Regions from separate parts of the Homo sapiens genome. Here regions 2 and 3 are each linked to region 1. Evidence: chromatin contacts called from ENCODE Hi-C or POLR2A ChIA-PET data. All regions are on one chromosome and are shown on one strand. Each heading gives the region's core, a stretch centred on a gene start or an enhancer-like site at or near the end of the contact. The rest is flanking DNA. Distances are from core to core; before and after follow the strand shown. Region 1 holds the start of APBA3 (amyloid beta precursor protein binding family A member 3). Region 2 holds the start of ATP8B3 (ATPase phospholipid transporting 8B3). Region 3 holds the start of GADD45B (growth arrest and DNA damage inducible beta).

Region 1 (4,475 bases), core at 682-3,181:
TGAGCTCCTGCTGCCCTCCTGCTCAGCAGAGGCCCCCTCCACCCATTCTGGGGAGTCAGAATCCTCATCTGGGTCCTCAGGGGGCTGCAACAGTCGGGGGGCAGGCTCTAGAGGCTCTTCAGGACCAGTCTGGGAAGGCGGGCATTCCTCGCAGTGCAAGAGGCCCAGCAGGTCATCCCGGCCAGCTTCGGCAGACAGGAGCCCGTGGGCATCAGCAATCTCCTGGGAGGCCAGGCCATGGCCTGTGGCAATGTGTAGGGGACAGGGGGCTCCACCTGGGGATGGGCCCACCAGATCGCCTGGCAGAGCTTCAAACTGCTGCACCAGCTCCTGAAGGCTTGACTCATCAAGTTCCATCCGACTGAGGCTGCCGGGGCCTCCTGGCATAGGGTCCCACTGGCTGTCAGGGGTGAGGTCCTCCGAAGGCACAAGAATGTCCCTGGGCCCCTCCAAGTCCATGGCTGGAGGCCCCGAAGGGGATCGGGAAATTGTGGGGAAGTCCATGCCTGGACTCCAGGCTTAGGCCGGCATCTTCAGGCAGCTGAAAGAGAGAGAGTCAGCACTGAGGTTTCGCCCGGGTGCAGTGGCTCATGCCTGTAATCCCAGAATTTTGGGAGGCCCAGAAGGGCTGACTGAACCCAGGAGTTCAAGATCAGCCTGGGCAACAGAGCAAGACCCTCTCTCTACAAAAAATACAAAAAATTAAGGCCGGGCACAGTGGCTCACGCCTGTAATTCCCAGCACTTTGTGAGGCCGAGGCGGGCAGATCATGGGGTCAGGAGTTTGAGACCAGCCTGACTAACATGGTGAAATTCCGTCTCTACTAAAAATACAAAAAATTAGCCAGGTGTGGTGGCAGGCACCTGTAATCCCAGCTACGCAAGAGGCTGAGGCAGGAGAATCGCCTGAACCCGGGAGGCGGAGGTTGCAGTGAGCTGAGATCGCGCCATTGCACTCCAAGGTGGGCGACAGACGAGACTATCTCCAAAAAAAAAAAAAAAAACTAGCTAGGGGTGGTGGTGTAGGCTGTAGTCCCAGCTACTTGGGAGGCTGAGGTGGGAGGATCACCTGAACCAGGGGAGGCAGAGGCTGCAGTGAGCCTTGATTGTGCCACTGCACTCCAGCCTGGGTGACAGAGTGAGGCCCTGTCTTAAAAAAAACAAACAAACCCGAAAAACAAAAAACTTGAGGTTTCCCGGCTGCCTATCCGGTGCTAGGCTCTAGCTGGGTACTGTTCATACAGGGCACATAATTTAATACCCACTAACCCTTGCAAGGAAGTTAGGATTCCCATTTTACAGATGAAGAAACTGAGCCACAGAATGGGGAGGTGTGAGGCAGTGGCTTCCCGAGCCCCTGTGTCATCCCAGACCTCTCTCAACTAATGGAGTCTGTTCACTCCAGCCCTGGTTCTTCCAGGTCCTCCTCCCTCAAGACGCGGAACCCAGGCTGGAGACCCAGACCTCACACCCTGACTCTACCGACTGGTCAGAGGCAGTTCCCCAAGACCCCAGACCCAAGACCCCAGTCCCATGACCTCAACCCCCAATACCTCCATCCAGAACTTTAGACCCAGGACCCTGGACTTAATACCAGAGACCCAAGACGCCATAAGGCGGACCCCAGTCTCCAAACCTCCAATGCTACCCCAAGATCGACTCCAGACTCAGACCCCGACTTCAGGACCCAGCCCCAAGCCCAGACCCTAGTCCCCCCTCAGACCGAAGACCTCAAGCGCCGACTCAGACTGCGCTCTGCACCTCGAGGACACTCACTTCCCAAATCGAGGCCGCCTCAGCCCCGCGCAGCCTCCAGGACCCCGCTCCCCACGGACGGCCCCGACGTAGCCCGGGCCGCGTCCCCAGAAGGCGCAGCTCGGGGATTCCCGGTCCCGGCGCCCGCTCCTCTATCCGCGCAGAGCCCTGGCCCATTGAGCATGCGCGGCCTCGCGAGGCCTGCTGGGAAATGTAGTTCTCCCACCCAGCCTCGCCACGCGGGGGCGCTGGGACAACTGCAGATGTTGGAGGGGAGTTCGAATCCCAGGCTTCCCGGCCCGCAGACTGCCCCGGCTGGCCCCAGGACCTGTTTGTTCTCCTGCAAAATAGGGTTAATAATCACTGCCTGGCTCTGGGGGCTGTGTTCATTATTCCAAAGGATGGCAGATGGGGAGAAGTGGGGTTGGGAAATATTAAAGAAGTGTGAGAGGTGGTTTCCTTGGGACCTTGAGGCACCGGAAGCGTCGTGGAGACCCTGTTAAAGACGGACTTTCGGTTTGGCTCACAGTAGGGAGACACATAGGTGCACCATGGATTTGGGGTCGGCCTGGGAACTTTACCTCCCTGAGAACTCAGTTTCCTCATTATAAGCTGGGGAAAAAATAGTACCTACCTCTCAATTGTGAGGATTAAATTAGATCAAGCGGGTTAAGGATTTAGCAGTAGTAGAGCTGGAAAAGAATATATAAAATATATATTATTAATTTATATATTATATATAAAACATACTATATATTATATGTATTATATATGTTATATATAATTTTAAAAATATAATGTTATAAAAATTAACAGTGATTAGACTCCAGCCCTACTGGAGTATATTAGACTCATTGTTAATCTTCTTTTTTTAACTTTAAAGCTTTGAATAATTACTCATTGGATGGAATCAGGAACATATAAAGTGTGATATTTTTAGTAAATGTTATGTAATTGAAGAAGGGCAAGAAGTCAATGAAATATCCCTTGAACGCCTCCTCCTATAGTAACTGTGTATGTCTACAAAAGTCTGAAGAAATCACCATAGATTATGAAAGCTTGGGAGACCGCATTTCCCAGACACCTCCACGGGGCCTACACTTCCACGGGGCCTACAACTCCCAAACACCCTTGGGCCACTGACGTCTTCCGGAAACGTGCACTTGCAAGCTGCCCGCAATACGTCATGGCGACCAAACGCCTTTTCGGGGCTACCCGGACGTGGGCCGGCTGGGGGGCCTGGGAGCTCCTAAACCCCGCCACTTCCGGAAGACTCCTGGCCCGGGATTATGCCAAGAAACCAGGTGAGCTGGGTTAAGAGGAACCAAATGGGGACGGTGGGTGCACTGAGGAATTGACAGTGCGCAGGCGGTGGTTGGGGAGGTGGTGCTAGAACTGATGCGCAAGCGCAGAGAGGCGGATGCCAGGCTGTATGCGCAGGCGCAGTTTGAGGGACCCAGCGCCGCTTGGAGCTCGGGCGTCTGGCTCGGAGATACTGTAGCGATTGGACCCAGGGCGCAGGCGCCAGCTTGGGGCGGAGCGGCCTGGGAGGAGGATGTGGTTACGTGGAGACCACGCGTTTCACTGCGCAGGCGCGGGTTGGAAAGGATTTGAAGGGAGTCTGGGGAGGTCATGAACTTGGGTTCCAGTTCTGTTTCTCTGCCTGCCTCCAAATCGCTGGGTAACCTTGGCCAAGACGTTACCAAACATTCAAAGAAATTATGGAGCCCGTTTAATTGGCCACTTCAGCAAGAACAAAACAAGGTTATTAAGGTTTAGCTGGATACAGCCTTGCCTGATCTCCTTTGTTGAAAGGGGGAAATTGTCCAATGTTCGGCCTTAAAGACAGACACATAGCAGACAAAATATAACTTGAATGACTTGGTCATTCCAAGCATCGGTGTTACTTAATGCTATGTCCAAATCCCACTTAAAGTTACTTAATGCTGTGTCCAAATCCCACTTAAAGTGATTTCGAGGCCAGGCATGATGGCTCACACCTTTATTCCCGGCACTTTGGGAAGCCAAGGAGGGAGGATCGATTGCTTGAACCCAGGAGTTCGAGACCAGCCTGGGCAACATAGCAGGACCCTGTTTGTATAAAAAAAAAAAAAAATTGCCTGGCGCGGTAGCTCACGCCTGTAATCCCAGCACTTTGGGAGGCTGATGCAGGTGGATCACAAGGTCAGGAATTCAAGATCAGCCTGACCAACATGGTGAAACCCTAGCTCTACTAAAAATACAAAAATTAGTGGGGCATGGTGGCACATGTCTGTAATCCCAGCTACTCAGGAGGCTGAGGCAGGAGAACTGCTTGAACCCAGGAGGCGGAGGTTGCAGTGAGCCGAGATCACGCCACTGCACTCCAGCCTGGGCGACACAGTGAGACTCTGTCTCAAAATAAATAAATAAATAAATAAAAATAAAAATAAGCGGGGCATGGTGGCTCACAACTGTGATCTCAGCTACTTGGGAGGCTGAGGCAGAAGGATCACTTGAGCCTGGGAGTTTGAGGCTGCAGTGAGCCATGATTGTGCCCCTGCCCTCCAGCCTGGGCTTTTATTTTTTATTTTTTTATTTTCTTCAGACGGAGTCTCGCTCTGTCGCCCAGGCTGGAGTGTGCAGTGGCGCAATCTTGGCTCACTGCAAGCTCCGCCTCCTGGGTTCACGCCATTCTCCTGCCTCAGCCTCCCAAGTAGCTGGGACCACAGGTGCCCACCA
Region 2 (4,475 bases), core at 890-3,389, 1.9 Mb before region 1:
AGCCAAATCCCCCAAACCCAGTCAGTACTAGGGTTGGAGACTACTAGAAACCAAATGAGAATCCTAGGCAAGGCCTGACGTGCAGGTCTGGGGGCCCCAGCCCGTCTCAGCCTCAGCCCTGCACTTTTTTCTTTTTTTTGAGATGGAGTCTCGCTCTGTCACCCAGGCTGGAGTGCAGTAGCACAATCGCAGCTCACTGCAACCTCCACCTCCTGGGTCTCCTGGGTTCAAGTGATTCTCCTGTCTCAGCCTCCCAAGTAGCTAGAATTACAGGCATACGCCACCACGCCCAGCTAATCTTCGTACTTTTAGTAGAAACGGGGTTTCTCCATGTTGCCCAGGCTCTCGAACCCCTGACCTCAAGTGATCCACCCGCCTCAGCCTCCCAAAGTGCCGGGATTACAGGGGAGAGCCACCACGCCTGGCCAGCCCTGAACTTCATAATCCCTCCCACCTGCACCGCCCCCTCTGCCCAGGATCAGCACCTGAGTTCCTGTCCTCATCTTGGAGATCTTCTCTCTGGCCGAGGCTGCCCATGCTGGTGGGGCTGTGGGAGAGAAGGGCCCCGGGTCACAGCAGTGACCCCAGCCCTTGCTGGGCACCACTCGGTCTTCAAGGAGCTCACAGCCTAGGGGCCGACCCTCTCAAATGCTACCTCCCACACTCATCTGCAGCCTCCCCGCCAGGCTCTGAATGTCCAGCCATAGGCTGTGTGTCTTGCCTTGGACATCCTGAGACCTAGGGGACCCCAAGATGATCCTCAAACCTGCAACAGCCCATCTGCCAGTGTCCCCCGCCAGCCACCCTGGTCGCCTCCCGCCAGTACAGCCTAGAAGGACTCTACCGCCAGCCATGCCAGCCTCTGGCCATGCCAGCCTCCGGCCACTGCTCCCCACACCTCGCTTTTCCTGAAAGGACCACTCTCACCTCCTCCTGGTTTCACTGACGGCCTCCTGCCCCTCTCCCCATGTGGCACCAGCTTAGGGGCTCAGTCATCTGTTCACTGACTGAATGGGACCCCCGGGCTATATGTTATATCTCAAAACACAGCATGAGGGTCAGGCATGGCCACTCCCCTCCTCACCCCCCCAGGCTGGGCAGCAAACTCTGATGGGGGCGATGGAGGCAGACGGACATCGTCAGAAGATCCTGGAATCTTCTCCACTAGCAGGTTCAGGAATGTGGGTCTGGCTCTAGCCCTGCACCGGGGGCCCTGGTTTGGCCCCCTATGAGGATGGGCAAACCACCCCTAGACGCCAGCAACTGGCCCCCCACCTGCCAGCTCTCTAGCAGTGCCCTCCCCGCCAAGCCCCTGCCCCTGTGTTCCGGCCACCCGATGCACCCGTCCTCACCCTTCTGGTCTCCATTCATACTTCCTAGCCCGGCCAGGCTGGGCCTTGTGCCTCCTCTCAGGTGCCCCTCTGCCTGGGGAGTCTCCCATCCCAGCTCTGATCACCGTCTCACCTCCGCGGATGCCAGCAGGACCTGAGCCTTCCTGAGTCACGTCTGAGTCACCCGTGTCCCCAGGTCCTGGTGGGGCAGGGCTTGGCTCAGGGCCAGCTCTGGTGCTCCTGGGAGTCTGAGCGGGGCCAGTGCCCATTCACCGCATGAGGAAAAGGGAGGTTCAGGGCGAAGAGGGGTTTAGGCTGTGGGACGGGGGAGAGGTGGGGGAGACCCCCGTGGGGGCAGACTGGGGATTGGAGAGTTGGAGAGAATGCTCAAATGGCCAGAATCCACTCGAAGTGTATCTGGGGGCAGAAAGAGACACGGACACAGCGCTGGCTTCCTGCCCCCTCACTAACTGGGATGCCCCATTACTCGGAAGCCCCCCACCCCGTCTTCCCGCAGCCGCAGGGGCACAGGACCGCCCTGGACAGGGCTCCAGAGTCCAGGGCTGTCTGCACCCGCCCCGGGGCCCCGACCGCGCGAACCTCTAGGGGCGCGCTCTCCACCCCCGCCGCCACGACCCCAGCTCTCAGCCTGGGTGGAGCCCAGAGAGGGTGCGCGGGCTCCCGGGGACGCACAGCAGTGGGAGCACCCGCCGCTCACCGGCGCAGGAGAGGCAGGGGGGGGCAGGCCGCGGGCGTCCAGGGCGGCGGACGTGGTGGAACCGTTAGCCCGGTGCCAACGGTCCTGAAACGGGGGGCGGGATCTCGGGGCGGGGCCTCGGGGCCCGGCCAAGGCGAAGGTGGAGCCAGTTCGGACCCCGGAAGGGGGCCGGGGGCGGGGCCTGGAGGGGGTGGGTGGGGCCAAGGCGAAGAAGGGGCGGGGCCTCGAGGGTGGGGCCGAGCGGAGCACGGCCGAGCAGGATGGGGGCCAGGCCTCAGGGACGCGGTCACGGCCGAAGGGCGGGGCCTCGCAGAGCCTCGCAGAACAGGCCGGGATAGAAGACGCTCGGGAGCAGTGCCTGGGTCTGGGGAGGGGCCGGGACTTTGGGGAAGGGACTAGAAGGAAGGCGAGGACGAGCGGGGTCTCGCTGAGCAAAGTCAGAGTAGGGGCGGGGCCAGGACTCAGGGGCTTGGCCAGAGCGGGAAGCGGGGTTGAGCATGGCCTTGCGGAGCAGTGTTATGGTAGGGGCGGGGCTGGGATCCGGAGCCGTTACAAAGGAGGAAGGCGGGGCCGCGCAGAGCAGGGTCAGGGTAGGAGGGCGCTCAGGGTGGGTCCAGGACAGAAGGCAGGGCCTTGGGAGGGCCTTAGGGAGCAGTGCCAGTGCAGGGGCGGAGCCTGAAAGGGAAGAGGGTGTCAGGGCAGGGCCGGGCCGGGCTTGGTCAGGGAGCAGAAAGAACCTGCACCGCAGGGCGGGGTTGGAAGGGTTCTTGGAAAGGTGGGCCTGGGTCAGGTCGGAATGGGCCTTGCAGACCTGACGGGGCTGAGGCTGGTGCGGCCAGCGTGGCAGAGTGCAGGAGGAAGGACCACAGGTAACGGCGGTTATGTAAGTCATGTCTGATCCGTGTCCTGGGTTCGTTCATTCATCCCATACACGTTCAACGAGCGCCTCCTAGGCGCAGATGCAGGGCTGAGCACCAGGCTGGGGAGAGGCGGTTATAGCCATTGAGACCACCCTAAGGCCAAGAGGAAGCCCGCAGGGTTCTTTCCAGCAGGTGGCAGGGGCTCAGGGATCCTTACTGAAGAAGTGGCAGGGGTGAGTTCAGCGACGAGGCTAGGGCGGGTCCAGGCCAGCGATAGGGCCTGGAGCCAGGGTCAGAAAGTGTGTGCGGAGGGGCTGCTGAAGATGAAATGCCCCCAAGAGTGAGGCTACCTGGGGTGAGGGCCCAAAGGGAGAGGCAAACATGGGTGGAGGGGGATAGGGAAGCCACCTCCCCCATCAAAGCGGCAACCACCTGAGGGCTCTCGGTGATCACAAACCCTCTTTCTTTGGAAGCCCAAATTGGAAGCCTGCTTGGCCCTGGAGGCTGCCAGGGAACCTCTCTTTTTTTGGAGACAGAGTCTCACTGTGTCACCCGGGCTGGAGTGCAGTGGTGCGATCAGAGCTCACTGCAGCCTCCACCTCCTGGGCTCAAGCGATCCTCCTGCCTCAGCCTCCAGAGTAGCTGGGACCACAAGCAGGCAGGCAGGCCACTGTGTTTGACTTCTCTCCTTTCATTCCTTCAACACTTCCCCTGTGCTTGCTTGCTTGCTCAGTGGTTACGAAAAAAAGCCGGGGCTGGGAGTTTGAACACACTGTTCTAATAAACTTTAGAAGAGACCTGGTTGGGTGCAGCTGTGAGGACCAGATTCCCCCACCCCAGCCTTCGCAGGGGGCACTATCTGGGGGCAGGAGCTTGCCCAGGGCACTTGTGCAAAGGCCCTGAAGCCTCCAGTGGCAACAGGTGGCTTCACAAGCTGAAGGGAGTCCCTGGGGGCTGAAGCCAGGGCTGGCCAGCCTTGGGACCCCCCGTGGGCTATGTCCTGAGGCACCAGGTGCGTTCTGGGAAGGGGGAGGCAGACATCACATGGGAATGCACAGAAACAGAGCGCATACACGCCTGCGCCATTTATTTAGAACACAGAGCCGGGCACAGTGGCTCATGCCTGTAATCCCAACGCTTTGGGAGGCCGAGGCAGGTGGATCACTTGAGGTCAGGAGTTCGAGACCAGCTTGGCCAACGTGGTGAAACCCCATCTCTACTAAAAATACGAAATTAGCCAGGTGTGATGGCACAGCCATAATCCCAGCTACTCGGCAGACAGAGGTTGCAGCCAGCTGAGACTGGGTGACAAAGCGAGACTGTGTCTCAAAAATAAAGAAGAAAAAGAAAACAACTCCTTTACAGAAGAGGTGGGAGAGTCACTAGTCACAAGAACAGCCCTCGAGGGTGGAAGGGCCTGGCCTAACCACGGTCCCCCAGGAGGGCCCTGGAGAGATGCAGAGCCCAGAACCGGGAAGGGAGCCTTGGGATGGAGTCCTCTGGGGAGGGCCCCCACGTCCTCATCCCGGGACCTGTGCCCTTGGCCTTGCCCTTCAGCAGAAGCCC
Region 3 (4,475 bases), core at 1,976-4,475, 1.3 Mb before region 1:
AGATGCCTGGAGCCAGGGCTGGAAAAAGGAGGCACAGGTGGGCTTGGGGTCTAGAAAGAGAAGCCTGGAGGGTGGAGGACCATGGGGGTCCAGGCAGTCAGTCTGGGAGAAAACAAGGCCAAGTCAGTGTTGACAGAGGAGTAGGGTTTTCCTGCTGAAGACCAGAGGAAGACAGCATCCCAGGCGGAGGAAACAGCTGACAAAGGCTGGGCCTCTCGCAGAGGAGGTTGTTATGGCTGGCACGGGGGACACACGGAAGAAGGACTTGGACACATATTCTCTGAGGCCCTGCTTTGCTCGCCTTATTTTATTTATTTTATTTGCTTTATTTTTGACACAGTGTCTCGCTCTGTCTCCCAGGCTGGAATGCAGTGGTGCAATCTCGGCTCACTGCAACCTCCACCTCCCGGGTTCAAGCGATTCTCCTGCCTCAGCCTCCCGAGTAGCTGGGATTATAGGCATGTGCCACCATGCCCAGGTAATTTTTGTATTTTTTGTAGAGACGGGGTTTCACCATGTTGGCCAGGTTGGTTTTGAACTCCTGACCCCAGATGATCCACCTGCCTCAGCCTCCCAAAGTGCTGGGATTACAGGCATGAGCCACCGTGCCCAGCCCTTATTTTATTTATTTATTTGAGACGGGGTCTCACTCTGTTGCCCAGGCTGGAATGCAACTGTGCAATCCCGGCTCACTGCAGCCAGGAACCCCTGGGCTCAAGTGATCCTCCTGTCTCAGCCTCCGGAGTAGCTGGGTGCACACAACACACCCCATTCTTTCTTTCTTTTTTTTTTTTTTAAAGACTGAGTCTCACTCTGTCACTCAGGCTGGAGTGCAGTGGCACGATCTCGGCTCACTGCAATCTCGGCTTACTGCAACCTCTGCCTCCCAAGTTCAAGCAATTCTCCTGCCTCAGCCCCCAGAGTAGCTGGGATTACAGGCATGTGCCACCACGCCCGACTGATTTTGTATTTTTAGTAGAGATGGGGTTTCTCCAGGTTGGTCAGGCTGGTCTTGAATTCCCAGCCTCAGGTGATCCTCCTGCCTCAGACTCCCCAAGTGCTGGGATTACAGGAGTGAGCTACCGTGCCCGGCCTTTTTGTTTGTTTGTTTGTTTGTTTGTTTGTTTTGGGGAGGATGGAGTCTCTCTCTGTCACCATGCCATGTGCAGTGGCATGATCTCGGCTCACTGCAACCTCCACCTCCTGGGTTCAAGTGATACTCCTGCCTCAGCCTCCTGAGTAAGCTGGGATTACAGGCGCGTGCCACCACGCCCAGCTAATTTTTGTGTTTTTAGTAGAGACAGGGTTTCACCATGTTGGTCAGGCTGGTCTCGAACTGACCTCACGATCTGCCCGCCTCAGCCTCCTAATGTGCTGGGATTACCCAGCCTGCAATACTTTTTAAAAATCAAAATCAATGCCCAAGTATCCATGAGGAACAAAATATCAAAATTGTAAATAAAGACAGAATCTGACTTTGCACTTATCCCACCCACCTCCCTGATCTTCCTTATCTTCAGCTCATGTTGGCCATGTTGGTCAGGTTGGTCTCGAACTCCTGACCTCAGTTGATCCGCCCGCCTCGGACTCCCAAAGTGCTGGGATTACAGGCGTAAGCCACCGCGCCCGGCCGATTTAACTTTTAAATTGAAATTATAAAATATAAATATGTATGTTGCATGCGTAAAACATTGCATAAAGTTACATAAAACGTTGCAACCGCCACGGTCCCCTTATCCCCCGCCTCCAGCCCAGTGCCCCGCCCGTCCGTCCCTCTCTTCCGGCGCTGAGGGCGCAGAAACTCGGCGCGGCCACCAGATGGCGCCACCGCGCCTCGCAGCCCCGGGACATTTCGTGCCCCAGCGGTGGGCGGCGCGGAGGAGGTGGGATGCGTCAGCCGGACCCGCGGGCCGGGGAGCCGGGCAACTGGGGAAAGTGAGCCGCCGGGCGGAGGCCAGACCCCAGGCTGGCGGGGGAGGGGACTCAGATGTGAGTCACCCGGGAGCCCCCAGTCGACCGTGGGAGACGTTGTCATGCGGGGCCTGCCAGCCTCGCTCCTGAACAGCCTTCCCGGGGCGGCGGAGTCCTGCAGGCGGCCGTGCCTGGCGCACACGCGTGGCTCCAACACGAACTAGCCTATGGCCTCACCAAGCCTCAGTTTCCCCTTTTGCATAATGCACATAAGCATCCCCCCTGCTTCCCAGGTCTTGGATTAAATCATCCATGAATCCGGAGGGGTGGGGGGTACCAGGTCCGCACCACGCACTCAATGCAGGTCAGCGCCCACCCCGGAGTGAGAAATAAAAGTAGCCGTCATCCTTGCACGTGGGCCCTGGGTGGCGGCGTGCAGCCGGAGCCTGCACCATTCCCCTCAACAATGGCTTTCTCCAGGGCCTGGAGGCCTCCGCACGGGCAAAGGCTGGAACGCCAGGCAGCCGGCGGGGGCGGGGCCGCGCCACCTGCACCTCCCACGCGCACCCCACCCTGATACTCGCGGGGTCGGCGAGGAGGCGCCCACTTTCTTCTCCAGAGCGCCCCGGGCTTTGCAACCTCCCACTTTCGGGGCCCTCGAGGAGGCCTCCCGCGACCACCAGGTGACAGCTGATGTGTATTGGGCTCTTACTGTCAGCCGTATTTTATGCCATGCTCTGCAAACCAGCGAGGCCGGCGCTGCAGACCCATTACTCAGACGGGAACAGAGAGGCCGGGAGAAGCGAAATCACCCAGGGGCTGGGGTCGTCGCAGCCAGGAGAGACTCCGGCCCTCACCACCACCTGGGCGAGATCACGCTGCAAACGGGGCCCCTTCCCGGTGCAGCCCCTCCACCCCCAGCAGAACTTGGGAAAGGCGCGGTCCGGGACTCTCCGCGGATCGGGAGGGGATTCCAGGCCCCCCCGAAAGTCCGGGCCGCCTCGCGCGCTGGAAATCCCGCGCGCGCCCCGAACCGCGGCTCGGCTGCCGGGAAATCAGGAGAAAAAAACTTCTGCTTTTTTTTCTTTTCTGGCATTCGCGGTCACCTACCCGGCCCCCGCGCGCCCTCCTCCCGGTTCTCGCCCCCACGTGGGGCGCCCCCGCACGCCGCTCCTCCCCCTCCCCTCCGTCGGCCAACCGCAGAGCTAGCTGCACTCGCCCTTGTCTTTCCACCAATAGGAGGGGCGAATGACTCCACTGAGGCCACGCCCAATGTTCAAGTCTATAAAAGTCGGTGCCGGAGGCTCCCAGCTCAGATCGCCGAAGCGTCGGACTACCGTTGGTTTCCGCAACTTCCTGGATTATCCTCGCCAAGGACTTTGCAATATATTTTTCCGCCTTTTCTGGAAGGATTTCGCTGCTTCCCGAAGGTCTTGGACGAGCGCTCTAGCTCTGTGGGAAGGTTTTGGGCTCTCTGGCTCGGATTTTGCAATTTCTCCCTGGGGACTGCCGTGGAGCCGCATCCACTGTGGATTATAATTGCAACATGACGCTGGAAGAGCTCGTGGCGTGCGACAACGCGGCGCAGAAGTAAGTAGCCGGGGCTGCCGCCGCCTGAGGTCAGCCGGGACGGGATGGGTCGGGTTGGGCCGGGCCGGGAGCGGAACGTAGCACCCGGTGGTCCGCCCGTCACTGATCCCTCTTTCCTGGTCTCAGGATGCAGACGGTGACCGCCGCGGTGGAGGAGCTTTTGGTGGCCGCTCAGCGCCAGGATCGCCTCACAGTGGGGGTGTACGAGTCGGCCAAGTTGATGAATGTGTGAGTCAGACCCCCTTCCCGGGCTGGGCGCGGGTGGGACGGGACCTCCCCTCCGCTCTGGACGCTTTCCGCACGCTTGTCTTGCATGGAGCTGGGACTTCCCCAAGTGCCCCCCGCTGTGGATGCAGAGCTTCTCTGCCGTTTTGTGGATCGGGGGCTGCCGTATCCTGATGTATCGTCTGCAAACACCCCTCCCGCCGTGGGCCTGTCTCCCCCTACCCCATACTTTGAACCGTGTGCCCTCCCCTCCCCCCACCGTCACCAGCTTGCAGAGGCAATCCCCTGCACCCTTGCAGTTTCTCTTTTGCTCTTGCACGCTCCTTTTTTGCAAACTCCCCCTGCACGGTGGCCCCTCCCCTGTCCCCGGCTGACCCATCCCTACCCTTTGGCCCCCTCAGGGACCCAGACAGCGTGGTCCTCTGCCTCTTGGCCATTGACGAGGAGGAGGAGGATGACATCGCCCTGCAAATCCACTTCACGCTCATCCAGTCCTTCTGCTGTGACAACGACATCAACATCGTGCGGGTGTCGGGCATGCAGCGCCTGGCGCAGCTCCTGGGAGAGCCGGCCGAGACCCAGGGCACCACCGAGGCCCGAGACCTGCATTGTCTCCTGGTCACGGTGAGTCGGGCCTCTGCCCTGCCCCGCCACGCCCGGGCACCTGGGCCGGTGTTTGTCAACAAAGTCGGGCTGACTGGTCCTGCACAGCTCAGCGCTCAGCCACGTTTGGCATGTCCCGTGGGCAG

Evidence for each region. A loop is a pair of places that touch in the nucleus more often than their neighbours do. ChIA-PET counts read pairs that join two places held with the same protein, here RNA polymerase II (POLR2A). Pooled maps may share reads with other maps.
Region 2: a pooled map shows a loop between it and region 1 (5-fold over the local background). The contact joins the promoter of ATP8B3 here to the promoter of APBA3 in region 1. A Hi-C loop is called at or near these places in 5 of 50 pooled maps.
Region 3: a loop to region 1 is called in a pooled map of gastrocnemius medialis, with 6 times the contacts of the local background. The contact joins the promoter of GADD45B here to the promoter of APBA3 in region 1. A Hi-C loop is called at or near these places in 7 of 50 pooled maps. POLR2A ChIA-PET finds 5 or more read pairs at or near these places in 3 of 52 experiments (MCF 10A, activated B cell and activated T-cell).

What each region holds. Positions count from the first base shown.
Region 1 is chr19:3,759,761-3,764,235 of GRCh38, forward strand. APBA3 (amyloid beta precursor protein binding family A member 3) reads right to left here and starts at 1,932. Exons shown (of 11, transcript NM_004886.4): 1 at 1,776-1,932; 2 at 1-541. The coding sequence starts at 504. It overlaps MRPL54 (mitochondrial ribosomal protein L54), which reads left to right and starts at 2,922. Exons shown (of 3, transcript NM_172251.3): 1 at 2,922-3,058. The coding sequence starts at 2,941. LOC105372248 (a long non-coding RNA gene) reads right to left here and starts at 2,880. Exons shown (of 3, transcript XR_936268.1): 1 at 2,798-2,880; 2 at 2,389-2,446; 3 at 1,994-2,094. RefSeq lists a silencer at 1,817-2,134 and an enhancer at 2,796-3,285.
Region 2 is chr19:1,810,137-1,814,611 of GRCh38, forward strand. It overlaps ATP8B3 (ATPase phospholipid transporting 8B3), which reads right to left and starts at 2,140. Exons shown (of 29, transcript NM_138813.4): 1 at 2,050-2,140; 2 at 1,353-1,748; 3 at 486-547. The coding sequence starts at 1,600. RefSeq lists enhancers at 1,648-2,393, 2,774-2,933 and a silencer at 1,854-2,223.
Region 3 is chr19:2,472,902-2,477,376 of GRCh38, forward strand. GADD45B (growth arrest and DNA damage inducible beta) reads left to right here and starts at 3,226. Exons shown (of 4, transcript NM_015675.4): 1 at 3,226-3,501; 2 at 3,628-3,729; 3 at 4,128-4,350. The coding sequence starts at 3,458. RefSeq lists silencers at 1,867-2,006, 2,377-2,486 and enhancers at 3,227-3,296, 3,298-3,885, 3,867-3,956, 3,886-4,475, 4,117-4,226 and 2 more.